Linked DNA regions of Mus musculus: all the other regions are linked to region 1. A link is a loop called in an ENCODE intact Hi-C map of the cell type or tissue named here. Cell type or tissue: gastrocnemius. All regions are shown on one strand. Each heading gives the region's core, and the rest is flanking DNA. Links, peaks and the distances in the headings are about the cores only.

Region 1 (6,536 bases), core at 533-5,532:
GGAGGGTCTGCACCAAAGATACCCACATGTTCTCCCAAAACGAATTATTTCCTACTAAATAAAATTGCTCAAATTGCTCTCTTGGTTCAAGTGAATGTCTTGCAGAAGTCAGCCAGGAAGTAGGCTGGGTGGTTCACATTGAGGCTTGTCTCTCTGCCAGCATCTCTAAACTGAGCCCAACTCTATTCAATGCCAGTTGTATGTCCAGCATCTCATAGCTGAAGAAGCCACAATAAGAGTTGTTCTAGTGTGTCTTCTGCTTCTGAACAAGCTTCACTCCAATGTAACCGTGGCTATTCAAAATCAGGAATAAGATGCTCTGTTCAGATGAATTTCCACATCCTTCTGGTTAGTAATCCCTATGCTATCTCTCTCTCCATAGAGTTCAGTGCCTATCTACAGGGCTCTCTCCAGGGTGCAACTAACCCCTAGCCACATACACCTACCTTCTTTCTATAAACATATTCAGGTCAGCCAGGCACTAGAGCATGGACCTGGGTGTTTCTCTCTTCAGGGAATTTCTCTCTCACATCCACAGGTCCTGGCCAGGGTCATCTTTCAGAGAGGATTCCACCCACTGGGCAGAGCAAGTTGCAACACCAGGGGCCTCCTTTGCCTTGTGCCATTTTCTTTATGCGCCTTTTTTTGTCCCCCTCTGAAAATGTCTTTTCATGCTCTGATTTTGTTTCCATATCTTCGTATCTTGTTTGCCTGCCTGCCTCCAGGCAGTGCGTCAATCCAGACAGAACAGGAATTTAGCTGTGGTTCAAACAGTGCTGCCATTGCTTGTAACAGTACCTGGGATCTGGGTGGTGGTGGTCAGTAGCTAGATTTTGAAGTACCAGGCTAAAATAATGATCAAATGGGGTTGAAACGACATGATCCATGGGAGTTTAAAGTCACAGAAGAGTCTGAGGTTCAAGGGTTGGAAGTAAACTCATTTTTACCTCATCTCTGAGTCTCCAAGAAACATCTGGTTTGTGTATGTGTTTAATTATAATGTACCTCATTACAAAAGAATTTGACTGCATTATTTTCAAAGATATGTTTGTATCTCTCTGAATCCATGAAGAAATATGTAAATATATTATAATAGGCATTTTAAAGAAAACAGAGGGAAGAAAATGAGCATTGCAGACTTCACATGAAATGGCGGCGGGGGTGGGGGTGGGGCGAGATTGATAGTTACTGTTACAAAGTTTTGTCTTTCTAGAACTAGGCACCAAATTTAACTTTGAACTTCTTAAGGGGCCAGTGATAGCTATTAAAATCTTCAAAAAAGAAAAGAAAGGAAAGGTATAGAAGCTGTCCTTGTTGCATTTCTGTTCCCTGTGAGCCATGTGTAACACTTACAGCATTAAGTTCAGGTTATTAGTAACTGAGTTTTACAGATCATATATATTGAAAGGGGTTACACAGCTCTATAGATTCATATGCTACTCACACAACCTGGAAAACGTTGTAGCCCCTCCTGAAGGAAGGACAGCCATGTTCCTGAATAGCACAACTTCTAACCTCACTTGGAAATAGGTACCTGGCTTTAATTTTCAGGCTCCCTTAATAATATTGAGGTTCACTTTCTTATGCGACTTTCTCAGCCCTCTTTGGTAAAATCCCTCAACAGATTAAGCCTGTTTACACATGCTTTCCAATGCTGTTTGTGTGTGTGTGTGTGTGTGTGCACGTGCACATGTGTGCACATGCTGGTGGGTATCCTGTCCCTCTTCCTCCCTTCTTGCTCACACACACACACTCAGGCACACACTCTGAAGGCAGTATATATCAGAGTTGAAAGCACTGACCTTGGAATACTGAGCTGCTTAGTAGCAGTGTGCCTCACTTTCTTGTTTTGCCCACCTGGGTGACGATGGGAATTAAATGCATTCGGAGTGCTTGGCACACGGCATGTGGCATTTGAGGCTCACAGGTATGTGAGCATTAGTGACTTTTATAATTAAGGACCATTCCCCTTTAATATGCATCTTACATCCTTGCTATACGGTTTATTTATTCCAGCTCTCTGTCTCTGTCTCTGTCTCTGTCTCTGTCTCTGTCTCTGTCTCTGTCTCTGTCTCTGTCTCTGGGCATGCCTGGAATTTCCTTCTGCTTTTCTAGTTTTTGCTTTGTCTAGTCTTGTTTTGAGACAGGGTCTTCCTATTAGCCTGGCCAAGCTGGCTTGGTACTTGGATTCTCCTGCCTCAGACCCCTGGGAGCTAGGATCATGATATACCAAACGTGCTTTCAGCCCTTCAGTTCTTGCAGAATGTCTCCTCATCCTTAACAACGAATCCTAGACATTCCCTCCCATAGAAAGCCTTTCTTAATCTTTGTTTTGTTTTGTTTTCACTTGATATGTCTGAATGCTTTGCCTATGCGCACCACATGAGTGCCCCGTGCTTAAAGAGGTCAGAAGAGAGTATCTGGTTTCTTGGACTGGAATTAAAGATAGCTGAGAGCTGCCATGTAGGCGCTGGAAACCAACACCTGGGTCCTCCACAAGAGCCATAAGTATTTTTAACTGCAGAGTCATCCCTCTAGCCCCAGAAGACTCTTTCTTAGTGAACTCACTGGCACTCCCCTGTGGACGCTCACAGTAACCTTTTGATGGCTTGTTTTGTTTTGTTGAGACAGGGTCTCACTTTGTAGTCCAGGCTGACCTCAACTTTGTGGCAATCTTATCTCCCCAAGTGCTGGGATGACAGACACAAGCCACCATGTCTGTCTCTTTCCACCGAAGCAGAATGCTTGGGAGGTGATATCTGTTTACTTGCCTGTCTCCATAATGGACTGTAGGAGAATGACCAAACTAAACCTTGTGACTCTAGTAGCTCTTGTTGGCTTGCTATACAGTGTTGTTCAGGTCAGTGGTTATTGAGCAGAGCACTGATAGTACGCAGAATGGGCAGCTAACAAAGTAACAGACTCATGGATTTCCCAGTATCATCCTGACCTGGCCAGGGCTGAACAGAACTACTGAAGTTGAGGATTTATTGCTTAAATGAATTCAGATGGAACCTATCATGGCTGAAGGCGAAGACGAAGTCTTACTTCTTTTTCAGCAAGCACGTCAGGTACATAGTGTAAAGTGTTGGCTCACTTCCTTTACTGGATTTCAGCCCCATTTCTGTATTAACTGTGAGACTTAAGGCAAATTGGTATGTGTTCTAGGGACTCAGGGTTTCCATCTGGGAATAGACATTATGTACTTGACTTGTGTGTCCATCACATTTCCTGTTATAATTAGGCCTGATGATGTACATGGGTGTACTTTTGAATAGCACATTAGCCAGCCCTCTGCAGATGCAGGACTAGATTATTTGGGGGAGAAATGGAAAGTGAGTGGCTACAATGGCTGTAGGGTAAATTGGAAATTTAAAATCAAGATTCATCTGCCGAACACTCTGTACATTTACCCTTTTCAATCACACCATTTCCTTTAATGTTAAAAGATGGTTTCTGTAGAGTTTTTATACATGCCCTGCTTTACAACAGCAGTGTCTGCAGATCCTAGGCCCAGGGTATTCTGACAGAGAATGTTCAGTATTTCTAGGAAGGAGGCTGACTTCATAATTACCTCAAAGGAGCAGTGAGTCAGAGGTGAATGCTAAGGACAAAGGCCAACTTACTAATCCTAAACACAGGTCTGTGTGGTGATGGCTGTTTTTACAGGGCTGCTGAGCCAAGGAAACCTGCATATGTTCCAGTTTGCCATCGAGAGAAGCTTACAAACCAGTCCTTCAACATTGCTTTGCTGCTTTCTGATTTCACTGCGATGATAACATTATGAAACCGCAGCCCTTCCATCAGAAGTCAGAACATGTCTGTGAATAACTAACAGACTACATACAAGTTTCCCAGCTAATTTTCAATGCCAAGTGTGGGTTGGTTTTTGTATATAAATTGCCAGTGTGCCTTTTCCCTTCCAGTGGGAGCTTTGCAAAGGGAACATTACTGCTGTGATGAATAACAGTCTCTCCAGAGAAACTGGTGTGACGCAGGCATTTCATCCTACTGAGAGGAACACCACGCCTGCCACCAACTGATGGTAGGTCTCCTGCTATTAAATAAATATATACATATGTCAATTGGCTCCTTCCAAGTTCTAGGTCTTAGAGAAATAAAGGTTGTTTGTTTTTTTTTTTTTTTAAGAATCTTTTTTTTATTTTACTGCTTTTTAAAAAAGGTTTAAAATTTATTTTTATTAAATTTTCCCCCTTGTTTCTTATTACTTATTAGAACATCCTTTAACTCCTTCTATACATCATAATAAATGGCCATGTTCCGCCATTTATTGTGCCCCCAACCTGCCATGAGAAGCTGACACCCTGCAACCAGGAACCAAACTAAGTCTTCTAAGTTGTTTCAGTCAAGAATTTTGTGATAGTAATACAAAAGCCTAAGGCTCATATTCCAAATACACTTTAAGCATTCCTATGCATCAAAAAGAAAAAGGAGATCTTGTTTATAATGTGGGAGAATGGTTTGAACAGACAAAATAATGTGTAAATGAGCAATAAAAAAAGGTACCTAGTACCTTAGCCATCAGAAAGATGCAAATGGAACCCACAATGATGTATCAATATATACTCACCAAATGGCCAAGATAAAATAAGCCAGCAAAGGAAAAACCAAGCTCGGTAATGAAACAAACAAACAAACAAACAAACAAACAGCTATCGATGTCAGGAGCTGGCAGGCTGTGGGACAGCTTTCTGGCTTCCCACCACTGTTCTCACATGAAGCAGCCCTTCTTTCTTCCACTGAAGGATTCTCATGCATTGATTCATATCCCGTTTTACTGGCATTAATGGTCTTTGATCATTTTCTAGGAAAGAATAGGTAAGGCCTAAATACCTGAGGATTTTTAATTTAGTGGCATTTCTCCCACTCTTTTCTAGCCCCTAGTATTGCCTCTGAGGAAGATGGACCTATTTTAATTCCTGTTCTGCACACTGTGAACTTGAAAGACGTGGTCATATGTAAGACTTTCTCCCCCCTCCCCCTAGCTCCCACCCCCACCCACCACTTCACTATAATGAACTTCTCAGGCCCAGTAGCTCTGAAAACTTCCTGTATAACTCTCTGGAAACTTCCTGTATAATTTCCTTCATCTCCTCATCCCCCATCCTTTGTTTTTCCTTCCTAGCTTCCCATTGGAATTTGGGGTCATTTCTTATCTTCTTGTTTAATTTTAATTTCTTATTTCATATCTCTACTTGTAGGAGATTTCCTTTGACTCTATTATTTCACCCCTAATTTTTAATATCCATTTTCAGTTTAAAGAAAAGTATGATATTTTAGCTTCCAGTATTATAATTTTAATTTGCATGAGCAGATTCCTTGTTGTTTGATTTTTGTCCTTGTTCCTATTTGATTTATTTAATGACCACAATCACTTTTCTTTTTTATTCCCAGAGACTCTGAATTCTGGTAGCTTTGATGTTTCCCTCTTCTCTTTTCATTATAATCATTGGTCCACCTAAATCCCTTTTGCCTGCATATTCATTTGGGGGTCACTTGCTTTCACACTGGAAGATTTTTGTTTTTAGTATTGATGATCCTTGAACTGTGTTTATATTTTAGTGAGAAGAATTAAAGTGTGCGAACCTCTCAGTGTGCGTACAGAACATCTTCTGGTGGTTGAGAAGTTGAGAACACAGCCCTCAGTCAAGAAGCTTCTTGGTTTATAATAAAGTAAGAACACAGCTAGTTCTGAGAACCCAACAGATCTGCTGTCCAAGCCTTGGACCTCGTGTCTCCTGGACCACCTTAAGAAATGTAACGTAGAGATGAGTGTGCTATGTGAACTTTCTAATGGGCTCCTTTCCTTCTTTGTTTTAACTACTGGACAAAATCACACTGTTAAAAGCATAAGGCTGCTCCAGAGTTCTGTATGTTGTTGGGATATTTTTTTCTTTTTCACATCATGGTTTTCTTCTCATGAGTAATTAAAACTGCAGCAAGTCTATAACATGAATCTGAGAATAATATCCCTCGAGGTTGAAGACCCAAAATTCTTCAAAATATAATACCTTTCAAATTTTACTCCATTTAGGCACTTAAGGAAAATGGCACTTGTAGACACTATCAAAGCCTTTTGATTCACCTTCAAGCACAGTGTTTGCCATTAAATTGTTTGTCATCATAGCCCCATTAAGTCATCAGCCTTAGTTTAGTTTTGCTTTTTCCTTCCTCTCCTATTTTCTCGTCATTATTTATCGGTGACCCCAATTCTTAAAGTCAGCTTTGGTCTTTGTTGTTTCCAAGATTGCTGTCTGATTTATTTGGGGGAGGGGAGGAAGTGGAATATCATCATTGGTGCTGACCTGCCAGCATGCAGGAGTGTAGAGAACAGACCATTGATTGATGAGCCTCTTATTTTAATAAGAATTACTTAGCTTCCTTCTTTACAGCTTAATTTTCTGCCCCAAATCAGGTAATGACCAAATTTGTTTGTCTTAAAAGGATTCCTTGTATATTAGATCAGAAAAGAGCTGAGGGTTGCAACTTAATGCATAAGATATAATTTGTAATGT
Region 2 (6,536 bases), core at 473-5,472, 150 kb after region 1:
AACAGTGGGATGGTTGCCAGAAGAAAAGCAAGTCAGAAGAGAGATGAGGCTGTATCACAGACTTCCATGTTTCTGTTGCAATCCCTGTAGAAGTTATCTTCCTAGGATAGCTATGGATAGCTCAAGGTGAGGCTATGGTCCCTAAGGCCTTTCAGAGCCCAGACCCTCTCTGTCCAGCAATTCTTTCTTCTTAGCATCTGCATATGAGGAAAGAGACTATGGGTACATGTGTTCCCATTGACACCGTATACCCATATCTTTACAAAATTATTCTGCTCAAATCCAATTGTTGAAAATTAGTCAACAGGCCCAGCTAGACATAAGTGGTGTATGAGTAGGGAATACTGGGAATTGTAGTCTCTCGTGGAAACTTGGAGTCCTAAGATCCTCGGGTATGTGGCAACACACTCGTGAAAGGAAGCCAGAAAGTGATGCATGAACTGATCAGTAAAAGAAAGTCTAAATCAAGGAAAATTCAATATATATATATATATTTAGTGAGAACAAAGGTCTTAAATTTTAGAGAAGAGAATGCATTCAAAGAGTTGGTAAAGGGTTAACCATTGAAGCTTCAGGTTTAACAATGAGAAATGGCTGGGGAGATGACTCAATGGGTAAAGTTCATATGAATGAGGACCTCAGTTCATATCCACAACATCCACATGAAAAGCTGAATGTGACAACGTGTGGGGAGGCCAAGGCAGGAAGATCACTGGACCTCAATGTCAGCCAGCCCAGCTTAATCTGTGGTGGGTTGGCTTGATGATGCTTGTATTCTAATGCTAATACTGGTTCCTCCCGAGCCTGCTTGTAAAACCAAGTGACACTACTCGGCCTTGCCCCAGGTTATTTCTGATTGGTGAATAAAGATGTCAACAGCTAATAGCTCAGCAGAAGAGACATAGGTGTGGTTTAGGGTTCCCAGGCTTATAGTAGTAGGAGAACCACTAGGGGAGAAGTCAGTGACTGCATGGAGAAGAAGCCACTATGGGTTAGGTGAGTCATGAAAACGGCTGGCCAATTGGAGTTAAGAGCAGTCCAGATGAAATGTTGTAAGTAATAACGCAGGGTTATGGATAGGAAAGTAGATTCTAACAGCATAGAAGGTAGATATGTGCCCAGCTATTATGCTGTTTAAGGCTTACTACAAATAATAAAAGTTGTGTATCTTTTATCTGGGAACTGAATGATTAGGAGGAGGGGAGGGGTAGAAATCCTGGGATGGGATTAAAACTTCAACAACACTAATCAGTAAACTCAGCAAGCTCTAGGCCAGTGAGAGACCCTGCCTCAAAATATACGATGGAGAACAGTTGAGGAAGACACCTGCCATGGACTCATAGCTTCTGTGTGTGCGCACATGTGTGTGCCTGCCCACACGCAAATGCACATACACCTGTGTGTACACCACACACAAAAACTAATCAACTAATTAATTGGTTAAAAGAATAAAAATGAAAAATGTTTCCAGAAAAGGTAGGAACATGGAACAGAAACCCAGATGGGAATTTGAATTTCCAGCCAGTGACCAACACAGCAAACTGTCCCTTAGAGGTTCATGTGCCTCCCGATCAGTCAAGCTTCCCAAACCCTCTGCTTGCCTGTAGCGAGCCATTTGGAATGTGAGCAAAGTTTCTGTAAAGGGCCACGATGAACAGAAGCAGCAGACACATCTCCTTTGCCATCTTTTTCTGTCTGGCAGCAACTGTAAAGATGGAGAGGAAGATGGACCAGGCTAGTAGAGGGAACGGGGCCTCTTAATGAAAACAAGTAAAACTACCTTGGTCTGCAGGACTGACAATGTACAGTGGTGCTGTGAGCCTCTGAGATTCCTAGGTGAATCTGCTTCGGCAACTCCCTTTATGAACATGTTTAAAAGTGAGGGGAGGTCTTTGCTTCGGGAAGCAGAGGAAATTCTAGAATGAGAACCATGGCCTCTTTTCACTCCTCCTTGCAACAAATAAGAAACCTAGTACAGACAATTACAACTCTCCACGCCTCTTTAGACAGTCATCGTGGCAAAGGTAAGAGGGATTCCCCTTTTTTCCAGACTCAAAACTTCAGCTTCAGATCCCAGACTTTTAGAGGGTCTATTGATTTTCTTGGAGACTTCTGTCTATCATCTTCCTAAGCATTTTGTTCTCTATAAAACCATGAGCAGATAGGAAGAGGACGGCGTATTCTAACTTGAGACAGAGATGTGTAAAGCTACAGGATCAGATGAGCAGGTGAAAGCTTCATCGTAGAGAAGCAAGTTGGTTGCTGCCATAAGAGAGGATTGTCCTATCTCTGCTCTCTCGGTTTGTTATGAAGGAAAGGTCTTCAGTTTGGTTAATACATCAATGGGTTTTAGGTGAGCAAACATTGGATCGAAGTTTGGTTTGAATATGGGAACTGGGAAGATCCAAAGGTCCCAGAGAGGTTCATGAGATGGGAGAAAGTAGGGTGACCACAGGTATTGTGGTTGTTAACAACCATAAAGTTCAGGGTTAAACTCTCCAGTCATTTTTCTTCTCCAAATTTTCGGTGGAGATTTTCAGATCAAAAGTACTTTAATGAGATATTTTCCCCCCAAGGAAAGGCTTATATTACAGAGAGAATCAAATTGACAAACTGGAATAGGGTAGTTTATACAGGTGGGAACAGGCTTACAGAAGACTGATTCAGCTGGATCTCTGGGTCATCCAGGACCAATTACAAAGCATCTATGTGCTTAAGGGCAATGTTTTTAAACACAGCGGGTGCACACAACCTCATGGAGTAACAGACAACGGTAAAATAGGGCTAACGAATAGATGGAAAAGCAAAGCAGGCAGTGTGGCCGTGCCTGGAGGCTCCTCCGTGGGTGGGTGGATGGGCGCATATATGGATGTATGGGTAGCACAGAAAGTGTTGAAGCAGAGACTTTTTTTTTTCCAGAAATTTACAGTCACCTGGGGTAGGGGACAACTGGAGGCAGTTTGGTGCCAATCTCCACGTATATTTGTTTCTTGGGTCTCCCAGCAGCTAGGAAGGGTAAGTAGAGGATATGGATCGTGAAGTTTGAAGACCTGCCCTTCTTTCTCCCATTCCCTGCAAAATGATATAACGTCACCCTTCAGTGGACAGCAGACACTGTTTGAGCCCTTTATGGGCTACCAGTAAATGCTTGCCCCAGCGAAGGATTGAGCCAAGGTTGCCCAGAGAGAGCGAGGTCGTGGACTCTGCTCCTCTTGGGTCCCTTCGGGAAGTACTGATTGATCAGTTTCTGAGGCTTGTCTAGAAGTAGAACAGCTACCTGCAAGCTGAATAAGCCCCTAGCTGTCATAAGGAAGGATGTTCTTCACCCTCCTCCAAAGGACAGACTTCTCCACGCCATTCTCATTCCGGGTTGGCATGACCTTGTCCTTTCTGGCAACACAAGGGCTCACGTGTGCTGGAAAACCCCTTTGCTCAGCTGCCAGCAGGCGGCGAGGACTGAAAAGGAGGAGCGCCACCTAGTGTCATTTCCAAGCAGTACCAAAGACATCCAGACTAACCCTCTTCAGAAGGAAGGGCAGTGTTGGAACAAATTCACTTTTGCCTTCGCACAATAAAAAATACTGCCCCTATTCCCCACCCCACCCCCCCCTCCAAAAAAATCCCAGAAAATATACAAAGCTGCTGATATGTGGGGGAAATGGCACGATGTGACTGACTGGAACCAGGAATCAAGGAGGAACAAGTTGTCTGAAGACCTTGACTATTCATTGATGCTGAAAAGAGCCCATCATGAGTCGGCTCAGATAGAAACCCCGAAAGGCACGTACACTGAGCCCAGTTCATGTGCATACACTGAGCCCCGTTTCTGTACAGCTTCTGGGCATTTGTTTTCATAACTGATCAGTCACATAGGATGTTCATACATTGAACGTTAGTATATAATGTCAAACCATGGGCAAAGGGAAATGCAGACTGCGCCTTGTAATTCTGCTAGTAAGAAGGCTGAAGCTAGAAAACTCCAGGTTGATCCTTCCTTGGTGCTAACGCAAGTTCAAGGCCAGTCTGGGTAACCTAGTGAAATCCTTCTCAAAATAAAAGGTAAAAGGGGGATGGAGCTGTGACCCAGTGTAGCACATAGCCCTGCACGCATAAGTCCAATCTCCGAGGAGAGGCAGAGGTGGGGGGAGGGGAGAGAGAGGGAGAGAGAGTCGTGATATAGTGTAGTGAGTGTAGTATGTGTGGTGTGTGTGTGTGGTATGTGATAATGTGGTGTGTATCTGGTATGTGATATATGTATGTTGTGTTTGTGTGTGTGTGTGTCGTATGTAGTGTGTATGTTGTGGTTTGTGTGTGGGTGTGATATGTGGTTTGTATATATGGGATGTATGTGTGTGTGGTGATAAAGTATGTGTGTGTGTGGTATGTGCAGTGTGTGGTATGTAGCATGGGGTGTGTGTATGTAGTCTGTATGTGTGTATCTGTGGTATGTGGCACGTGTGTGGTGTGTATGTATATGTGGTATGTATTTGTGTGTGTGTGTGTGTATGGTGCCTGCGTGTGTGTGTGTCTGTGGTGATACAATGTGTGTGTAGTGTTGTAAGTATGTGATATGTAGCATGTGATGTGTGTATGTGGTATGTGGTATCTGTATGCTGGGTATATGTGTATGTGTGGTATGTAGTGTGTTTATGTTGTGTTTACGTGTATGTGATATATGTTGTGTATGTGTGGTGTGTTTGTATAATATGTATATGTGTTTGTGTGTGTGGTATGTATGTGTTGCATGTGTGTGGTATGTGGGGTCTGTACGGGGGGTGTAGTTGTGTATGTGTTAGAGTGAGCAACACATAAGTTCCCTTTGTCCCTCTCTTCTGAGACAGAGACTTGGTATTGTTACCTGTGTTTTTGGAGTTTCTTGCTTATGGTACTGATACTCCTTGGTGGCTTGGGTGACTCTCCCTCATGTCTGATTGTCACGTGTTCCCATGTGTTCCATGTGGCCATTCTCCCTTTTTGCTTATTTAATATCTGTCTTTTTCTTAATGATTGTTCTGGTTCCTGACACGCTCTAGCTAAGAGACCTTCATCGATATGTTTTCATGGGATCACCCCCTCTCCTGGCTTCCTATTTCTATCTCTCAGTGTGTATCTGGATGAATACGGGCTCTTAATTTTAATGGAATCTTTCTAGATTTATCTCTGAGTATTTGACAATTTATGATCCTATACATTTCATTTTCTTTTTTAAAGAGAGAAATTTTAGACTAGTTTTAGGTTGACAGGAAAACTGACAGGAGGAACAGAGGTTTCTTTCACATCCCCCTTCCTGTCCATACGCACAATGCCACACTACCAACACCCCTGGAGAGTGCAGTACTTGCTGTCATTAATAGGCTTGTGTTGACACATCATTATAATCCCAAATCTGTCATTTACACTCCTTCTTGGTGTGCTACATTCTAAGTTTTGGAAAATGTAATGGCAGGCATTCTGCATGGGAGAATATTTTAAATAAATATAATTTAAGTAAATATATTTAAAACACAGAGTATTTTCTCTGTACTGAAATTTTGTGTTTCATCTGTTCGTATACCTTCCCTCCTGCCTATTGTCTCCATAGCTGGGCCTGTTCCAGAATGCCACACAGTGAGGTGCAAACCTGGCCTGTTTCATACAGCACTGTGTGTCTAAGCTCCTCTACATATTTCCTTGGCTTGTTAACTCATTCCTGTCTAGTGCTGAATATCCCATCCCCTGGATGAACTAACTTGTCTTAGCTAGAGTTATTATTGCTGGGATGAAATATCAATTAATGTGGGAAGGAAAGGACTTATTTTTCTCACAGTTCCACAGAACAGTTCATTATCAAAAGCAGTGAGGACAGGAAGTCACACAGGGCAAGAATTTGGATGTAGTAACTGATATCAGCAGAGGCCATGGAGGGCTGCTGCTTACTGGCTTGCTTCCCATGTTGCTCAGTCTACTTTATTATACAACCTAGGACCACCAGCCAGTAGGTCACCCTACCCACAATGGGTTGGGCTCTCTCCCATGAATCACTAATTTTAAAATGTTCTACATGCTTTCCTATAGGGTGATTTTAGGGAGATATGTTCTCAATCAAGGCTCCCTTCTCTCTGATGACTCTAGCTTGTGTCAAGTTGACATAAAACTAACCAGTACATCAGTTTTTCCAATTATATGCTGAAAAATATCACCATTGCTTTCATGATTTCTGCTGCTTCTTTGAGACAGAAAGGACCTCACATAGTGATTTCTGTTTCTTTTTTTTGAAACAGAAAGGATCTCATATAGTCCAGCATGTTTCAAATTACTCTATATATGTATATGTTATTAGAGTTATAGCTACATATTTTATTTTATCAAATGCTAATGTGAACGGTGTTGTATTTTTAAATCCAAATTCCACTTGTTTATTGCTGGCACATAAGAAAATGATTCGCTTTGTATATGAATGTTGTAACCTACAACTTTGCTACAGTGAGTTCCAAGAGCATTTTGTCAATTTGTTCAGATTATCTACATAAACATTAGTAGCTGGTTTTATTTCTTCC
Region 3 (6,536 bases), core at 903-5,902, 130 kb before region 1:
AGGAGAAAAGTGTTTCAAAAGGAGTGTTAATCAAGAAATCACGTAAGTTTAAGCAGATAGATTAATAAATTAACATTAAGTTAGTTTCCATGAACTGTTAAACACTGAAATCCATTATGTCTCCAGAATGGAGAGCCTTCAGGCTAGTAAATAAACTAAAAACAGCACACTACTGGATGCATGTAGGAAACCCCACTGTACAGCAGCTAATTTCCATAAAGGGATCTTTATGAGAGCTAGGAGGAAAGTGACAGTTTACCTTGCATCCTAGGAGAAACAGTCTGGCTGATATCATGCTATTCATCTCCTACAACATACTTTAAAAACTTTCATATTTTTCATTTACAAACTCTCCCCAAATGTAACATGCATGATAAATACAAGCTATTGTCCTATACGTGTGACTATAAATGAGAGACATGTCTATTACTTCCAGAGGAAAATGAAAACCAAATTTAAGCAGAAATGTTACTGCCAGTCACAAAACTCTACACTAGTGATATCTGTCTTATACAGATACTTCCCTTTGCTAATTCTTTCCAGTCTAAAAAAAATAAAAAAAACCACAAAACCTGTTTACTACTTCTAGCACCTAATTTGTGAACTGAACTATATGTACAGGTGTGTTTCAAATATACTTATTGCCACTAGGTGTCAGCAGTGTTCTATGGTTAAAAAAAAAGTTTCAATTCATTTGGCTTCAAATGTTGATTTTTTTTTAAAAGATGCATATTTGTGTTTTTGTCATGCATATATACATACTGCATGTGTGACTGGTGTCCTTGGAGTCCAGAAGAGGGCATTGGAGCCCCCAGGACTGTAGCTACACAGCTGTAAGCTGCTGCAGGGTGGGTGCTGGGAACAGAACCTCAGTCATGGCTATTATGCACTAAGACATTTTTCCAGCCCTTCAGCAGATGCATGTTTTTTTCAACCCTAGCATCTTACGTATCTAGAAGCAGCAAAAACTTAAGATTTGTCTGTTTTAAAGTTATCTTGTTTTGTGTGATTTGTTTCTGAAACAAACCACACCTCAGACACCCACAGCATTAAATGATAGCTCACTGTAGGCTCTTGTGATTTCACACTATAGAACTGTTCTAGGTGCTAACTTTGCCAAATGAGGCAGTTATACAGGTTAGTACATGTATGTATTTGTGTGTCGGTGAGATGTCAGAGTAAACATCAATGTCAAAGGTTCTCTATGGAATATGACAGTTCCTTATGCCATATTGAAACCAGAACTTTTATTATCAAGTCTGGAAACTGGTACCAGAGTTTGTGGGCCAAGTTCTTAAACTGCGAGTAGTTTCCTACTTTTCAAACTGATATCTCGTTCTTTGGAAGTATTTCAGCAAATGGAACATGTACTCTAAAACTTTGGCCTATCCCTCTTCTTCAGAAATGTTCCTGGCAAAAAATAAAACAATGTGATCTTTTTTTCCTTCCTTTCTTTTCTTTTCTAATGATGAGCAGAGAATTGATTTCAAATCTCAGCAAACATCAAAGGAAAGATCTCCAAGTAAAGACTAATTAGACACAAAGATAACTAAGTGACTGGCACAGACTAACAACCATCTATCCCACAGCATCGTAACGCGTTGGACTGAGGCACCTTTTCATTTTTAGGTTTACCAAAGCTGTCATAATTTAGAGTAGTCAGATGAGGCTGCATATGCACCACTCTAAAGTAGACAGGCTGAAAGCAGTGCCACCTTTCAGTGCTGAGCAGTTCACAAAAACCACCTTAATAGCCATTATGAACCAATTTTCAATTTAAACCATTAAAGAAACCCTAGTTGTAATATGACATGCAACTTTTAAGGAGAAAAAAAAAAGCCTACTCACCTCTCCCGGCCCTGCCAACAGCAACGTTGTATGTTGGCTCCCCACCTTGACTCTTTGTCCGGATGTCCATTGTGCAGTCACCATCAACGTATAGGCTATCTCTGATCACAGAACACTTCTTTGCTCCAAGAGTCAAACCGTTGGTAAAGAAACCTTCCCGGTCTTTTCCTACAATCATATCTATTTCTACTGGCTGGCCACCCAAAACAAAGAAGAAAAAAATTACAGTTAATCAGAATCTGATACAACAAACTGTGTGCTACCGTAGAATCAAGATAGCTGTTTTTATTATTACCTATTCCTTCGTGGTTACATGATTTACACATTAGTTTGCTTTTGCAGCGAACAGTGAGGCCTGCTAACTAAAAGCCAGTGTGTATCAACCATACAGAGAGTTTCCCTAAATAGTTGGCAGTTGACACTAGGTGCAAACTGAAAACGAGTTATTTATAAACTATCTCAAGTCAGGTGCTACTTGAGGTGCTTATGTAATTGTAAAGATTCAGGTATAAGCTCTTGTATACAACAGCTTGACTATCATATTTTGCCACATTAGTCATGTTGCATCAAATTTAAAGTTGGGTAAAGTCGATCCAGATGGGCCTGCTTACATCTCTGTTTCAAGCAGCTTGAAATGTCCCTGGTAGTATGAACCTCAGTTACCACAGACTGTGGGACATCTCCAAATTCATATTTCCCTCCTACTTTTCTAGCCACCACTCTTTTCTCTCCAACTTGCCTTGCCCTTCCATTCAATAACCTGCTTTCCTTCTGGACAAATGCAGAGTGATTCTGTCTACAGCACTGCGGTAGCAACAGCAAAATCAGAGAGAAAATGGAGGGGCATTGGTAAAGAAAGTGAGGTAGCCACCAGAACCGGAAAAGAGAATCTGTTCATTCTAACGTTCCATGAATAAGAAGGAAGGCGTCGCCCCCATCAGAACTGCAGAGTCATAGCAGGCCCCAGCCATTTCCAAGCATACTCCCGCAATATTCTTAAGCCAGACAGCGGGAACTCACACACAAAGACAAGACTGCAGAAAAAAAAGTTAATCACCAAATGTCAATTCGCTATAGGAACTGTGGCCTCCCACATGGGGACAGGAGATCTTAAAGCACTCCTGTCACAGACTGAATCCACACTAATTTGTTAAACCACATTAAGTAGTAAAATGCTGAGCACCTGTGATATGGGACTTGAATTCTGTTATGTGGTAGGGGAGGGAGTGGGAGTGGGGAGCAAAGAAATTAAGAGAATGGTCCTGTACTTGATACTGGTGTCAAAATCTTAAAGAGCATTGCATAGAAACAAGCATAACAATAAGCAGTGTTGGAGACTGGTTGACGAATATTCTCCAAATGTGTGGCAACCCAGTCAAAAGCCATCAAGTCACATGAAAAGGAGGCACCGTGAAGCATAAATCGGTATTAGTTCTTTTACTACCATCACTAAAGAGGGAGTGACTTGGAGAAGTGTTATCCCCCTCCAGCGACTCCCCAGATTTTTTTAAATCACCCTTAAACCATCCCCTTTTTAGAGCTATGTTGCGTAACTGGGGATAACAGTATATCGATGAATCTCTATAGGTGGAGAAGAGAAATCAATGGCAGTTCGCCATCTTGGAGGAAAAAAAAAAAAAACTATAGAACCACAAGCTGAAGTAGATTCACCATTCCACCTACGTGGTCCGCGTACCTTTCTCTCCAGCCTAGGCGGCCTGGACACCCGCAAGCCTACGCAAAGTCACTCCATTAATTCCCGGGATCCGGCCACTGCCGCCTCCCACATTCCGCGCTCACAACCGAACCAGATCCAGGGCCAGCCTGCCGCCCAGATTCCCCCCGCCCACACCCGGGGACCCGCACTGCAGCCCGCAGGGCTCCCCGAACGCCGAGGGCCTCCCGGGGAGGCGTCCCCTCCTCCACCCTGGCAGCCGCAAGCCGGGGCGCCGCCGGGGCGAAGAGTCCGGCCGCCCCGCCCCCGCGCGGCCTCGGGCAGCATCCCCAGGCTCAGCTGCCCGCAACCGGGCTCCGGCTGCATCCCCTTCCTCGCGGGCGGGCGAGGAAGCCGGCGGTACCCTTCCCTTCAGCCCTAGCCGCATCCCTTCCTCGCGGGCGGGCGTCCCCTTCTCAGAGGCCCGCCGCACACCTGCCGGCTTGGCGCCCCCGGGCCTCACCGTGATGCTCTGGAAGACGCCCCCGGCCGTGGCTGCCCAGACGTATTTGGCGTCGCAGTAGCCGACAATGGCGGCCTCCTGGCAGCAGCCATCGCACATCAGGTTATCCACGTAGCTCTGCCAACCGGCCATCTTCGAGCCCTTCGCACTGCAGCGGGGACGGCAGGAGCAGAGGCGCAGCAGCGGCAGCGGCGGCGGCGGCGGCGGCGGCGGTGGAGGCGGGGCGGGGGCGGGGAGGAGGCGGCTCTGCGCAGGCACCGACCGCCCCTCTCCGGGGAACTGCGGCGGGCGGTGACAGGACCCGCAGCGGGGAGCGCCGGGCGGCCGCGGCCGCGGGGCTCAGGAGCCGGCGGCGGAGCGACGCTGGCAGCGGGGCTGGTGACGGCCGTCTCACACCGCCGCAGCTCCCTCGGCTCTCCGCGGCCGGCGGGATGTGCGCGCGCGTGCGTGCGATCCTTCCGCAGCGCAGCCGGCGAGGGTCCCCGGGAGGGCGGGGGAGCCGAGGCGGGGGCGCGGAGGGATACCGCCGGGGACAATCACGGCCCACACGTGCGGGAGGCGAGTGGGCGTGCGGCTGGGGCGCGGCGGCGGAGGCCTCACCACCGGCTAGGAGGCGAAGCAGCTTGAGTGGGCGCCGTGGGGTGCCGGAGCTCTGGGCGCCCAGCGGCCACGCTCACCTCTCAAGCGCCCGCTCGGGGACGCGGTATTGACAGCATCGGTGTCGGGTGGCAGGGTTGCCCTGGTGACGGGATGCGGAGGGTTTACCCTTTGTAGTGGGAGCGGCCAGTGCGGATGGCCCACACTTGGGGAGGTGTCTCTTAGAAGACCTTGGCCAGCTGCGCCTGCACGCTCCTGAAATCAGAGCAGCTCTATGCTCTTTGTTGCCTCCTTTGAGTACAAGGAACTTCAGGTTCAGTGGAGCTTTTGCCCTGAACCCAGTGCTGCTCATCATGAGTGTGGCTCAGTCGTCCAGAAATTCTAAACAAAACAGACCCTATGTGCACCTGGTAACTGCAAAAGTTAGTGTGCGTTAAATACATCCATGAAATACAAAGAATAATCAAGCTAGAAAAGGAGTCATTGAACTAGACCAGTGGTTCTCAAACTTCCTAATGTGACCCCGTGATACAGTTACTCATGCTGTGCTGACCCCCAACCTTAAATTATTTTGTTTCTATTTCATAACTGACATTCTGTTAGTTATGAATCATACTGTAAATATCTGATGTGGAGGATATCTGATATGTGACCCCAAAGGGTTTGAGGCCCACAGGTTGAGACCCACTGTACTAGATGGTGAAAATAGTTCAGAATCTAGATCTGAGGAAGACTTGTATAAGACAGGGTGGGAAGTGGTTTAAGGGTCTCTGAACATTCACCTACATCTTTATTAATTTTATGTGCTGGGTCTAGACCCAGCATCAGATGTTCCCCAGTGATGACTAGTTTAAATGGATGACAAACTTGACCTGCCTATTAAGGGAAAGAAAGCTCCAATAGATTGCAAGCTGTTGTCAATTTTAAAGTTGTGGGGTACACTGACAATTTTATAATAGCATCACTGAACTTTTGCTTATTTATTTATTGGACTTTAAAAAATAAAACTAATGTCCTAGTGTTCTGATCGCTGTGAAGAGACACCATGACCACAGCAACTCTTTTTTTTTCCATTTTTATTAGGTATTTACCTCATTTACATTTCCAATGCTATACCAAAAGTCCCCCATACCCACCCACCCCCCACTCCCCTACCCACCCACTCCCCCTTTTTGGCCCTGGCGTTCCCCTGTAGACCACAGCAACTCTTACAAAGAAAAAAAAATTAAAAGGGACTGGCTTACAGTTTTAGAGGTTTAGTCCATTATCATCATGCTTGGGAGTATACAAGCTGACATGATACAGAGGCATCGCTGAGAGTTCCACATCTAGATCCCAAAGCAACAAGAAGAGTCCTGGTCCTGAATTTGAACTTTTGAAACCTCAAACCCCACCCACAATGACATACTTCCTCCAACAAGGCCACACCTCCCAATCCTTCCTGTGTAGTGTCATTGATGACTAAGCATTCAAATGTATGAGCCTTTGGGGACCATTCTCATTCAAACTACCACAGGTAGGACTAAGACCATGGAAACTAGAGGAGGGCCAACAACAGAGTAGTCAGCTGTCAAGTTGGGACAGTATTTGTCCTCCTGTTTGGAAGATAGAGAATTCTGCTCCTTATACAGGAATCTGTCCACTTCTGCCTTTGTGTCCTCATCTGATTTAATCTCCCTTACTCTTTCCTATTTATCATTCTGCCTGTTTGTCACAATCATTTTAATTCTTAACTTTTATTATCACCTTAAAAAAATAAAGATGGGGTGGAGAAATGGTTCAGTAGTTGGGACTGGGTGCTCTTCTACCAGGTCCCGGGTTCAGTTCTCAGCATCTATATGGCAGCTCACAACTGTCTGTAACTCCAGTTCCAGGGGATCCATAGCACCAAGTATGCAGGTGGTATACATATAT
Region 4 (6,536 bases), core at 564-5,563, 57 kb before region 1:
GCTATCCCGAAAGTTCCCTATACCCTCCCTCCGCCCTGCTCCCCTACCCAGCCACTCCTGCTTCTTGGCCCTGGCATTCCCCTGAACTGGGGCATATAACGTTTGCAATACCAAGGGGCCTCTCTCCCCAGTGATGGCCGACTAGGCCATCTTCTGCTACATATACAGCTAGAGATACGAGCTCTGGGGGTACTGGTTAGTTCATATTGTTGTTCCACCTATAGGGTTGCAGACCCCTTCATCTCCTTGGGTGCTTTCTCTAGCTTCTCCATTGTGGGCCCTGTGTTCCGTCTTATAGATGACTGTGAGCATCCACTTCTGTATTTGCCAGGCACTGGCATAGCCTCATATAAGACAGCTATAACAGGGTCCCTTCAGCAAAATCTTTCTGGCATATGCAATAGTGTTTGGGTTTGGTGGCTGATTATGGGATAGATCCCCGTGTGGGGTAGTCTCTGGATAGTCCATCCTTTCATCTTATCTCCAAACTTTGTCTCTGTAACTCCTTTCATGGTTTTGTTCCCTATTCTAAGGAGGAATGAAGTATCCACCCATTGATTTTCCCTCTTCTTGATTTTCTTGTGTTTTACAAATTGAATCTTGGGTGTTCTATGTTTCTGGGATAATATCCACTTATCAGTGAGTGCATATCTAATGACTTCTTTTGTGATTGGGTTACCTCACTAAGGATGATATTCTCCAGGTACATCCATTTGTCCAAGATTTCATAAATCCATTGTTTTTAATAGCTGAGTAGTACTCCATTGTGTAAATGTACCACATTTTCTGTATCCATTCTTCTGTTGAGGGACATCTGGGTTCTTTCCAGCTTCTGGCTATTATAAATAAGGCTGCTGTTCATTGCACTTCCTGTATCTTCTATCCCGACCCTCTCATTAATCTCTCCTTTAAGAACTAGGCAAAGTATATTGATGATGCCCCTATGCATAACAGATCCTCTGTACTGCAGCACATATATTGTGAAAATAGAGGTTGGGTATGGGGGGTGGTAGCAATGGAGATAAAATGCATGTTTTGTTCTCACAGTTGGATGTTTACATAAACATTTATGAGCACACATATTTTCCAATTTGAGTTCTGTGCTTGGGAATAAGGCCAATGACTTCTGTGGGAAATTTCAAGCTCCAGGTCTCTTCCCAGACATCATAACCTCTCAGTTGGTCTGGGTGCACATAAAATGCAATGTCACTGGAATGGCTTATGAAGATGCCTAAGCTAGAGACCTGCCTGGGAGGAGCTTGTGGCACCTGGCAAAAGAGAGTTTGCTAAAAGAGGCGAAATCATGGGCTCAAAGATTGTGTGGTGAACACTTGCTGAAGATATTTTCAGATTCACTACTGAAGGCATCTTAACTAGAAACATCAAAAGATAGGAGAACCAATACATGTAGCCAAGGGAACAAAAGACAATGTTGCAAAAACAGTGCAAAGTCAGTACAAACGGATTAACGGATTAATGTCTTCAGTACCACAAAGGCTTGATCTTTGGGCTCTTTCTTTCCTTTTTTAGATAGGGTCTCATTACATCATCCAGATTGGCCTGGAACTCACTCTGTAGTCCAACCTAGCCTCAAATGTGCAACAAAACCTGTCACCGTCTAAGTGCTGAGTTCTCGTGTGTGTGTGTGTGTGTGTGTACATGTATTTATGTGTGTGTTCACATGTGTGTATGCTCCTGAGTATGTGTATGGTTATGTGTGTTTGTGCACTGGAATGTGTGTATGTGTGTTCCTGTGGATGTGTATGAGTGTTTGTGCAAACATGTGCACTATGTGTGTGGATGTGGATGTGTTTATATGTGCTCTCACATGTATGTATATTCCTGAGTATGTGTGTGTATGTGTGTTTGTGCACTTGAATGTGTATATGTTCCTGAGTGTGTGTTACTGTGTGTGTGTGTGTGCACGCGCGTGCGCGTGCATGTGTTTATGTGTGTACTCACATGGGTTTATGTTCCTGAGTATTTGTGTATACACTCAAATATGTGTATGTTCCTGTATGTGTGTATGACTGTACATATGTGCATTATGTGTGTATGTGCATGTGTTTATGTGTGCACTCACATGTGTGTATATTCTTGAGTATGTGTGTATATATGTGTATTTGTGCCCTCGAATGTGTGTGTATTTCTGAGTATGTCTTCCTGTGTGTGTATCTGTGTGTGTGTGTGTATGTATGTATGTGTATCCAGCTAAAGTGAGCAAATACAGGTTGAGGATGGACTTCAGTGCAATCCGATTTCTTCTCCTTCTTCCCCACCCTCTCTCTCTTGGTTGCTTTTTTGTTTACATATTGTTTGAGACAGGATCTCATGTAGCCCAGGCTGACTAGAACTTACTGCTATGTAGCTGAGAGTGACCCTGAACTCTTGATCTCTCTGTCTCCATCTCCAAAGACTGGGGTCACAGAATTATGCAGTGGTGCCCTAAAATCTGAAACAGTCACTGAGCTGTGATGTGGCAGTTATCTTCATGCATGCTGCCTCGAGACCCTGGCTCTCATGCTTTGCCAATTGGCCTGATGCTCCTGGAACTTGAACCTCATGTCGGCTCATTATAGCACTGAATCCTGTTTTATGGTTGCTGGCATGTCTAGCAGAGACAAAGGGAGACCTGGACATGTTATAATTTAATGGGTTGGATGCATCATTGTTCTTGGGGAAACAGAGCCAATACAAAACAGAATTAAAAAAAAATTCTGGTATTTTCTGTAAAGCTGGGTATTTAACTAGAGCGTTCTATGGTTTGATCTGGTGTCTAGATACAATGTTGGCAAAAGGTAAGCCAGTAGCTAGGAGGAGTTGCTCTTTTTAAATTAACCTCACAATGTAATCCTCTAAAGATGTATCCGTAGTAGTACGACTAGGTATATTCCAGGCAGTTGATGTTACTGCACTGTCCCACTGTTCTTCCTTCTGGTAGCTGGCATGTGTATAAAGCTGGAGCTATGATTTGATGAGCCAAATTCTCCTCCCTGGCTCCCTTTGTTTTGTCACAATTAGGCTGCACGTGCAGAATGGTTTTCGTGCATAATTGCTCCCACAAGAGAGTAATTGCACCCTAAAGTGGCTGGTTGCACCAGTGGCAGGAGCAATTAGCAACCAAAATGCAACTAATTGCAGCCATCTGAATTGTGGGCTTCAGAGAGGACATCCAGAAGCCCAAGTCAAGATCTGGCCTGTCCTTCTGCCCCTCACAGTCTATTTGTAATCTGAAATCAATATTGGAATCTTGGGACCCACCTGGGCTTTCTACTTTTGTAAAGACCCCCTGGAAATACTCTGAATTATAGGACCAATGTAGGGGGAAAAACCCAGACTGATTTGAACATATCAGCTCATTTATCAACTAAAAAATACAGTAACTTGGAGTGACATTATATTCTGTAAAGGGCTGGAATGGGGAGGTGAGGCAGGCAATTGAATAAATGTATTTTTATTACGTGCCTGATTCAAGCCTTCCCACCAAATTTGGATAAAACAGGGCTGCAGAAATGGTAATAATGTGATTTATTTATTCTTTTAATTGACTGGGCCACTCATCATGTAATCAAAAGAACTCTAACTGCACATTTTTCCTGTTTCCAGCTGGGGGAGGCAAGTTGAACCTGTGTCTACAGCTTTGCATGGGCTGTCTGCACCCCCCTCTTCCCTTTTCCATCCACATAGCACAGTCGTGGTTTGGAGCTCTGCTGCTCTGAGTAGCAATAGTGAGCTCAGAACTTGTGCTTATGATTTGAAAATAAGATACTCTCTTTTTTTCCTGTGGGTGGGGAAGGAGACTGTCTCCCTGCTGGTAAAGCCTTACAGAGCTGTGAGTGAATAGCTTCTTTGTCCTTTACTTTCTTATCTTCACTCTAAGTAGAATTCTAGATGTTTGTTGGATGGTGATGAAGTTAAAGGTCAAGGGTATGGCTGACATGAGCTCAGCACTGCCGGTCGAAATCAAAGTGATCTCTTCAAGCACTGATGTGCACGGGCAGAGCTTCCTCCTTTAGACGCTTCTTCCCATTCGCATCTTAAGGTGTATAAGTACCCTTCTACACACAGTCCTTCAAAGGGATCCCTGTTATAGTTCCATAGTGTTCCAAAGGAACCTACATGTGCCCGAGGTTTACAGGAAAGTTCTGAGGTCCCAACTTCGGTGGTACTGGCTGACAGAGCAATGTTGTCCCAAGAGAGACAAGGAAGGGAAAGAATTACATAGCAAAGCTTTGTACAGGAAAGAGCACACAAGCTCCAACTGACTAGCAGCCCACAGAGGCCAATTTCTCCAAGACAATGAAGGAAATAAGTTGTAAGAATATCTACATTGCTAAGCATTCATGTATTAGCAAAGCTTCTTCCCTGGGGGGTAGTCCCTAAAGGAACTAGTGCTAATCCATCCAGAGAATGTGGAGGGAATAGAAGACCTAAAGTATGCCTCTCCTCTAGAAATATCTCACTTTTGTTTTGTCTGCAGGGGAGCAGTAGAAATTGGATTACTTTGGAGGGAGAAGTAAGGTGTGGGAAGTGAAAGAAAAACAGTTTGGAGAAATTACTGAGACACCTGTGGGCAGAATGTATTTAAAAACCAAAGGTTGGCTCAGCAGTGCAGCTCTCCAGTCCAATGCTCTAAGTGTGAACACCTCCCTCCTCTACCCAAGGCTGGACAAGAAGTGGGCCTTCCATCTCTCTTACTATTTGCACTATCTGGGATGTTGCTCCATCATCCAGCTAACATAATTCTTTTATAACTGTAGACAGCCCTTGTCTATAAAATTTACCCAGCAGATTAAAGGCTTTCAGTGGTCAAGAATGACTAAGGGTGAGGGGTTATGAAGCAATTTTGCTGCAACTGACAGAACTATAAAGAGATTTGTATAAGCATATTTAAGAGGGCTGTTCAGATGTAGTGACATCAGCTCAGATATAGTGACACCGGCTCACATGTGGTCAGGCTAACTATTTGGATTGGGAAACTGGAGAAGCTAAGGTCACTCTAAGCACTTGTAAATCTCTTTGTGGGAGAAATGGCTGTACATGTGTCCCTGACCTAAAAGAAACCCTATGACTGGAATTTCCTGGATATGAGTTGCATTTAAATGAGGCATTGATGATTTATTATATGGACAGTAGATCCTATCCTCAGTGACTCCATGACAGTGGCTTAGAGAAGGGAAATCCATAGCTGCGGACTGTTGCAGAGTACCATGTTTCTTGATGTAAAATGTAATTTAATCAGGGAATAAATATTTTAATTGCTGAACTTGGGTTTTGAATTCAAATATTGGGAGACAAAGTTTATTAGCTAAAAGAAAATCAAATTCAAATTAAAACATGATTGACATGCAAATCTAAATCAGAAGGCAGACTTTAGAGATGGGAGTAGCAAATTAGAAATGTAATTTGTTGAGAGTTCTGGGTAGAGTAGAGGGCTAGGTTATGAGATGACAATTTCCCAATGAGACAGGAGTTCTGGGTCAGCGGGGTGTCAGGAGTACCATTTCAGGATGTCATTGTCTTTTGTTCTCAAATAAGGAACACTTATGAAATTGTTCTCTGCACAGGGCCTATGCTAATCTTCTTGATGTTATTCTAGTTTTAGGATTTGTGTTGCCCAAGTCACCACAAATCTGATGCTGATGCTGTTTTACATTTATTAGTATTATTAATTATTATCATTATTTGTGTGTGTGCATGTGTGTGTGTGTGTGTGTGTGTGTGTGTGTGTGTGTGTGTGTAAATTAGAAGACAACCTGTGGGACTCAGTTGTCTACCGTGTGGATCCTAAGGATTGAACTCAGGCTATCAAGTTTGGCAGCAGGCATTATCAGCTCTATTGGTCACTTAGCTCTATTGATTTCCTGACTGTTCTGATTTTTGAGACAGGGTCACATATAGTGCTGGTTATGAACACAGGCTTTAGGTAAGAACTCTCTCAAATAAGCTACACCTAGCCCTTGAAGGTCTCTCTCCATTTCATCAGATTGGTGTGTTGTCCCTTTTGTCAAGCAACAGCACTTCGTCATTGGAGACCCAAAAAAAGAGGAGATTGGTGATTAGATGAGGCCAAAGAAGAGAAGCTCTATTTTTAGAGTTTTATGTTTCTCCTTGGTGTCCTTTTAACTCTTGCTTTGCTCTCAGAGAGGAATAGGTAGTCTTTGGCTTTACCTGGCCAAATTCTTTATTTTTGATTTCTCTTAGAACTCATCGATAAAGCTATCCTTGGGTAAGTTCATGCAGGTATAGCAGCCTCTCCCAAGGCTGGTGGGACAGGTAACTGTTCTTTGAGCCCTGCAGGGCATTCTGAAATGCCCTTGCTGCATGCAGTTTTAAAGTCTCTAGTATTTAAGAATTCCCTGTGTGTCTTCTTTCTCTTTTCCTTTTCCTTCTTCTCCATGTCATCAAAAAGATGGACATGTTTGCTAGGGCAAACCCGGCTAGGGTGAGGGGCTGGGGAGTGGCTGTGCTGTTAAAGGCAGAGGCCTCATTAGTGAAGGCTGGCAAGAATGTACATTCACTGAAAAACTACATCA
Region 5 (6,536 bases), core at 691-5,690, 140 kb after region 1:
GAGTCGTACCAGTCAACAAGAAAAAGAAAATACCAAATTACAATAAAAGAGGAAACAACCACTCACAAGTTGCCCAGCGATCTGTAGAGTTGAGGTTCAACAGAATTTTCATCTTCAGTCTACAAAGCAAACAGACAGATGAGTTATCTCCTAAACAAACTCAGGTATTTTGCAATATACCCTGTGAGGCAACAACTGAAGACAGAGCCAAGGAGGACATCTTTATTCCTGACTCAAGACCACACTCGTGCTGACCACTGAAGCATTAGCTGCAGGCATGGTATAAATAGGCCCCTGGAAGGCCTGGACTAGTCTAGTGGTCTCTGAATATGTTCTCCGTCTCAGCTCTCTCTACTCCACTATTACCCTACAGCAGAAAATTTTCTGAAATTAAATATGCTTAACTGATATATAAAAACCTAAAAATTATCCATACAAATGGAATGCTGTTTGATACTTTCACACATGTGTTCATTGTACACATGTACAGAGTCTAAGTCAGTTTAAACATACCAGAGAAGGGGGCTTTGCTGTATAGCCCAGGCTGGTCTTGAACCCTCAGTTCTCTTTTCTCAGCTTCCAGAGTGCCAGGATGGCAACATGAGCCACCATGTGTTGCTCCTCAACATTTTTTATATAAAGAAAGCACTCACCTCAGACTCTGCCAACAAGCGTTCTATTCTTAACTTCTAGGAGACAGGATTCTTAGATTCTAATCTTAACATACAGACAACTATGTCAAACGATCTTTCCTCATTGATTTAGCCATGATCTCTTAGCTCAAATCATCTGATCACATTTTAAATGGCAGGGATGTTGGAGATCATCTAGGCTAGCCTCCACACATCAGCAATCCAGGGAGCCCCAGATGCTATCACAAGTCATTGCTGACTTCGCCAAAGCAAAAATACTCATGTTTCCCAGGACACTAGCAACTGGCTGCCAAGCCATTAAGGCAAAAAGGACCAAGCTAAGCCAAAGCTTGATGGTGGCTGGAATAGGACACAGTATGGCTTCTATATAAGAAGGGATCATTTGTTGTGATGGAAACAGTACTAGTTTGGCATTAAATATGTGAACTTGTGCAAGTTATTAATCCCTCTGGAATCTCCGTGACTGTATTTAATAATCAACAGTAAGCACTTAACTAGACTTTTAGTACTTAACATGAACTATATTCATAGATTGAAACATCAATAATATCTATAAAAGTCTCCATTTTTTCTTATAAGATAACTCAAGCATAAAAAGGTACTTGTCCAAGGCCACACAATTGAATCCAATCAAAATCTAGAGAGTGAGCTTTGTAAATTAAGGGTTGAATAGACAGACACTAGAGGCCCTTTCCAGTTCTGCTATTAATTTGCTTTCCTGATGGCCTGGGATAATCAGGCTGTTGTGTGTTGTGCAGAAGATGAGATAACACAGGTTAGGTGTTCAGCACAGCATAGATGGCTCAGTAGATATCAGCTATTAGTATTGTTCAACACTTGTACTATTACCATTTCATGGAACAAACCCCTTCTGTCCTCTCTCCCACAGCTGCCTGAGTATACAGTTATTCCAACTGAACTGATTAATAAACTCAGACAACAGGTCAATTCAGTCATAAAAACAAGCAAGCCTGAACCGGCGCTGGGGCGAATTGCCTAGTTAGTCTTCAATGCTGTGGAGCTTTTAACAGTGATGGAATGCTATGTATTTGTGCCATCCAGTACAGGAGTTACTTAAATCGTGTGCCCATAGAACTATTAAAATATCCCCGAGACAAGGGACTGAATGTTTAACTTTTAAATTTTTACTTAATTATAAAAACTTTTAGTGGCTCTCATTGGATAAGTTCAGCTAGATCTGTCTGGCAGCTGGGAACTCTTGAAGGGCAGACACGAAAGAAATAATCCAAGGCTTTCTAGGTTCCTTGCACCTGCTAAGCAGGAATGTGTGATGGGGAAGGAGAAAGAACTCTTTCTTCGTCAGTGTGTTGCCAATTCATTTTGATTTTTCATGATTGTTTAAGAAAATTATTGGAGGTCCAGACTCAGTTAGACACACCTGTAATTGCAGTACTAGGGGGATTAAGGCATACAGATTTGAGGCAAGCTTATATAGTAAGGCTTTGTCTCAGAAACATCAAACTATTTAAAAGAATGAATACCTATAATTAATGGCATTATATCTTTCAAATCCTCAATTTTAGTAAGAACAGGGATTAAAATACGCTTTTAAGTCAGAGCTTGAATATTCAATTAGGAAAAAAAAACAGTCAATTCAGATGAAGAAAACATGACCTATTTGGAGGGGCTGTCTCATATAGTACCCAAACTGGTAACTAATATAAATCCTATGCATATCCTCACATCCTCAGAATACAGGTAGGACTGACTGGGCCTGGATCAAGAGAAGAAGGACCGTCAGTAAAGAGGTATCAGTTTCACCTTCAGCTTCTTCTGCAATGATTTACTTGCCAATAAATACAAATATATATGTATACATAAACAAAAATATATTTGTATTTCTGTAAATACAAATAATATAAATGCAGTATACAAATGTATACATTTATACAAATACATTTACATTATATACTATACAAAATACATCGATAAAAATATAAATACATTTATACACACATAAAATATTTTGAGCAACTAAGAAGTCCCCAACTTTTCTTTCCCACCCCCATAAGAGCTGGTTGGGTGAATACTTCAGTGGCTGTCCAAATTTACACAAAATGAGATTGAAACCTAATGAGGCTTGCTTTTGTTAAACCAATTGTTAAATGATAGTAATTAATGGGGCTTTAACACAGAGAAGGCTTTGTTTGGATTGCAATGTTAAAAGCCGCCATGAAGAATACGGGGGCCTTCTGCACAGAGCATTCAGTTTTTGCTGCCTTGGAATCGTGCTGACCAGTGTTTGAGCAGTAAATGCTAACACAGTGGCTGCCCTGGCACATGCCCTGCTCCATCACTGTCCTGTTGAGTTAGCCTCAGAGAAGGTCTTCCATCAGGACGGTGATTTCTCGGGCTGTGTGCAAACAGACATCAGGCCATCTGCCCCCCTCGACTTCCACCCAAACACAGCTGTTGGGCTCTATCCCAGCTTCTGCCATCTGGAGCTGAACAAAGGTCCTCTCCTCATCCTCCTCCTGCCTCCAAAGGGACACTGGGGGATCTTTTACCCGCTGTGGGCCTCAGTGAGTAAAGGAAAATGGAAGCAGAAAGATCCAGTTACCCATGGCAGGCAGCTCCTTCCACTGTCGCTGTCAGAGTTAGTGAAAACCTTCAATCATTCTCTAAGTCAGACCTAGACTAGACTTCCTGGACTCAAGAATGGGGACTAGTCTGTGGCCTCCAGCACCCTTTAGAGTGGAACAGACATCTACATAGCCAAGTCTTCTGCAAAGAGATGCTCAACCCAGACAGAGAGGTTGGAGAAGTCTCTGATGGGCCTACCATCTGAAAACAAATCTGCATTTGGTTACAACGAATCCTATGCAGAGAGACTGGCCCATACAAGGCATGAGAGAATGTGGGAAGGAGAGAAGCTAGACAGAGAGCCAGGCAGTATTGAGGCTCTACACAAAGGGAGGCACAGGCAGAGCAGGGTAGGAACCTCTTGTGGGAGGGTCCTAGTCTCCTTGAAGGGAGTTGAAGCAACAAAACCAATTAGGAGGAAGATGTTGGAAGTTCCTGGGAAGAAACATACTTTCTACTGACTCTTCTGCCAGGCTGATTAATTGATTAGCTCTTCAGTGGTTGTGGAGAGGTTGTAATTTTTGCCTCCAGTGCTGCATTAGAACCTATCTTAGGCTATCTATATAGCCCCTTAACAGCCATGCCTTCTATACCTCCTTGCCTGACCTAACGTTCTGTGACTCAAACATTAAAAACTTTTTAGTGCAGTAACAAACAGGCAACCAGTTTCTATGAACCCAATGGCTAAGATGTCATCAACTAGTATGTGAGGCCTATGCCAGAGAAACACACACTCACACACTTTGCTGTAAACCACCTACCTGATATTCCATTAATGCATTTGAAAAGTATCTTGATTTATGAATTTGTGTTCTGTTACTAGGAAGTTTCTTTAAACTGTTACCATATTGGATTGTGGAATTTGGGGTAATAGGTATCTAAATTCCCAGGCCATATTTCACTCAGATTAACCACCTCTTCTCACCCTTTAAGGTGAGAGCTGTGGCTTCCTGTCTACAGCAGTCGGAAATCTATAGGATCAATCGTGCTGGCTGAAAAGAAGCAATGGAGGAGACAGCCAAATATGTCATCTCCACTTGGAATTAGTCTCACATTTAATAATATAAAAGAGGAGATTTTTGACCATCCATTTGTTGTTAAGTTGATATTGCTAGGTGGAAGTGATAATCAGCGAGTTAAGCGCTTGCCACATAAGCATGTGCGCTGTGCTTCATCTCCAGAACCCACACACTGCGGCAGCTTGCAATCCCAGTGCTAGGGAAGCTGGGACAGATGGATCCCTGGAGCTTGCTGGCAGCCAGGCAGCCTACTTGATGAGCTGAAGAACATCGAAAGACCATCTGTCCTAGTTAGGGTTTCTATCGCTGAGATAGAACATATGACCAGAGAAACCAGGAAAGGGTTTAATCTCAGCTTACATGCTCTGATTGTGGTCCGCCATGAATGAGAGTTTGAAGACAAATTCAAAGCAGGTACCTAGAGATAGGAAGAGACGCAGAGGCTGTGGAGTTCTACTTACTGACCTTCTCCTCATTGTTTGCTCATATACAACCCTGGATCACCTGTTCAAGGGGAGGGCACCACCCACAGTGGCCTGTCCCCCACTCCCCCCATCAATCATTGAGCAAAAACATTCCCCACAGGCTTACACATAGGCCAATCTGGAGGGAGCATTCTTTCAATGAAAGTTCCCTCTTCTCAGGACTCTAGCTTGTGTCAAGCTAACAGAAAGAAACTAACCAAGACACCCTTTCTCAAAAACAGGACAGAGAGCTTTTAAAGAATGCCCAAGGTTGTCCTCTAGCCTCTACATTTATACACACATATACAGACACACAAATTGGACCTGCCTTTCAGCCTCAGCCCATTGATTCCAAAGGCACCAATCCTGTAAGGCCCTTTGTCACTTCTTGGTCTTGGCCTAAGATCAGGTAAACCATGGTATATTCATGTATGGGGAAAAACATGAAAAATAATCAAATAAGGAATTTCACAAGTATTACTGTTCTAGGTTATTGATATAAAATGTTGCTGCTTCTGCCCAATCTAATCTACTCTTCCTTGTTCCTACTGTGGTTTCTGAAAGCCCCAGTGCTATGCTCCTGGATATCCTTCCACCTTACCTGCCTGCTGGCCGTGGTCCTTGAGTTGCATTTTGCATTCAGAGAGCCTCCAGCACAACCTGCCCTCTATGAACCCTCAGACCTTTGCTGAACCAGAAGAGTCAGTCATGTGGCTTCCCCTTGCATGCCTGAAAATTACTGTCTGAAGATGTGACAGCATTTCTTTCATGGTCTGGTTGTGTTGTCGATTGGTTGTAATGCTATTTGTTTTAATTCGGCTCCCAAAGTCACACATGAGAATTCACACATCTGAGTGTGAGCCACTGAGTGTCCCTGTCCCCAGGTGGCTCTAATTGGTAAATAAAGTTGCCAGTGGCCAATGGCTGGACAGGGAGACAAAGGAGGGAGTTTAGATTTCCTGGGCAAAGAACCATGGGAAGACAACAGTTTAGAATTGCCATGCCAGAGAAACAATAGGATACACCCATGAGAGCTGGGGAAGACAGAGAACCAGCCATGTAAGAATAGGGGGAAAGCAGTCCCCTAATTGAATCTGGAGCAGCAGAGATGAAACACAAATTTTAGTAAGAAATAATTCAGGAATGTCAGAGGGGAGAGTGTGTTAGCCCCAGGAAGGTTTGGAAGTGTCCAACCATTGAACTGCTTAGAGCATATTAAAAATAAGCTAGTGTGTGTGTGTGTGTGTGTGTGTGTGTGTGTGTGTGTGTCTTTCATTTGCAAATCCAGAGCATTTTGGCGGGTGGTGAGAATGCACATGCATCTGCCAGGGAGTTTAAAGTGGGTTGTACTTTTTTTTTCTTAAAGGAGCTGTTTTCCACCTCACCTCTCCAAAGCTCTTAGAAGTGTGGAGACCAAGAAAGCATGTAGATATGCCTCTATAATGCATATGCATATGTCTATCTCACAGTCAGACAGATACAGACACACACATACATATACACAGACACACAAATACATACACACAAACATATACACACAGAGACAGACACACACACATGCGTGGACAACACACACACACACACACACACACACACACACACACACATGCACACCACAATTCCAGAATGGATATTTTCTCAGGAACAAAAAGATAATAATTCTTATCCATTCTTATTTCATTCTTGCTCCAGATCAGATTATTTGAAGATAAAGGTCTACAATGAAGATCAATGTATAGGAAATATATTCAGTAGTGCCCTTGGAATCAACAAAAGTAGATCCACTACCAACCTGA

What was found. Peaks named below come from ENCODE experiments on the same cell type or tissue, not always from the same donor. Only the 100,000 strongest peaks of a DNase experiment are listed, where the experiment ranks them.
Region 2: a loop joins it to region 1, with 3 times the contacts of the local background. A loop is called at or near these places in 3 of 42 quality-filtered maps.
Region 3: a loop joins it to region 1, with 10 times the contacts of the local background. A loop is called at or near these places in 4 of 42 quality-filtered maps.
Region 4: a loop joins it to region 1, with 3 times the contacts of the local background. A loop is called at or near these places in 2 of 42 quality-filtered maps.
Region 5: a loop joins it to region 1, with 3 times the contacts of the local background. A loop is called at or near these places in 3 of 42 quality-filtered maps.

Annotation. Positions count from the first base shown.
Region 1 is chr3:57,973,103-57,979,638 of GRCm38, forward strand. It overlaps Gm32753 (a long non-coding RNA gene), which reads left to right. Exons shown (of 4, transcript XR_867305.3): 2 at 3,927-4,045; 3 at 4,899-4,979; 4 at 5,584-5,728. All of the region lies in intron 2 of Gm40055 (a long non-coding RNA gene), which reads right to left. Among named protein-coding and RNA genes, the nearest start is that of Gm32753, 26 kb to the left of the region's middle. In gastrocnemius, for the core only: a CTCF peak has its summit at 2,576; no DNase peak of the experiment used is centred there; H3K4me3 peaks cover 426 bases; H3K27ac peaks cover 3,594 bases.
Region 2 is chr3:58,119,445-58,125,980 of GRCm38, forward strand. It overlaps Gm40056 (a long non-coding RNA gene), which reads left to right. Exons shown (of 6, transcript XR_003954487.1): 4 at 2,920-3,015. Among named protein-coding and RNA genes, the nearest start is that of Gm40056, 33 kb to the left of the region's middle. In gastrocnemius, for the core only: a CTCF peak has its summit at 3,459 (motif pointing left); DNase peaks (open chromatin) are centred at 3,443 and 5,332; H3K4me3 peaks cover 417 bases; H3K27ac peaks cover 490 bases.
Region 3 is chr3:57,843,326-57,849,861 of GRCm38, forward strand. Pfn2 (profilin 2) reads right to left here and starts at 4,432. Exons shown (of 3, transcript NM_019410.3): 1 at 4,026-4,432; 2 at 1,849-2,041. The coding sequence starts at 4,157. In gastrocnemius, for the core only: a CTCF peak has its summit at 2,808; DNase peaks (open chromatin) are centred at 2,820, 3,750, 4,175 and 4,533; H3K4me3 peaks cover 4,336 bases; H3K27ac peaks cover 4,733 bases.
Region 4 is chr3:57,916,559-57,923,094 of GRCm38, forward strand. No RefSeq gene overlaps it. Among named protein-coding and RNA genes, the nearest start is that of Gm32753, 30 kb to the right of the region's middle. In gastrocnemius, for the core only: no CTCF peak of the experiment used is centred there; DNase peaks (open chromatin) are centred at 2,509 and 2,999; H3K27ac peaks cover 1,409 bases.
Region 5 is chr3:58,109,652-58,116,187 of GRCm38, forward strand. All of the region lies in intron 2 of Gm40056 (a long non-coding RNA gene), which reads left to right. Among named protein-coding and RNA genes, the nearest start is that of Gm40056, 24 kb to the left of the region's middle. In gastrocnemius, for the core only: no CTCF peak of the experiment used is centred there; DNase peaks (open chromatin) are centred at 3,000 and 4,528.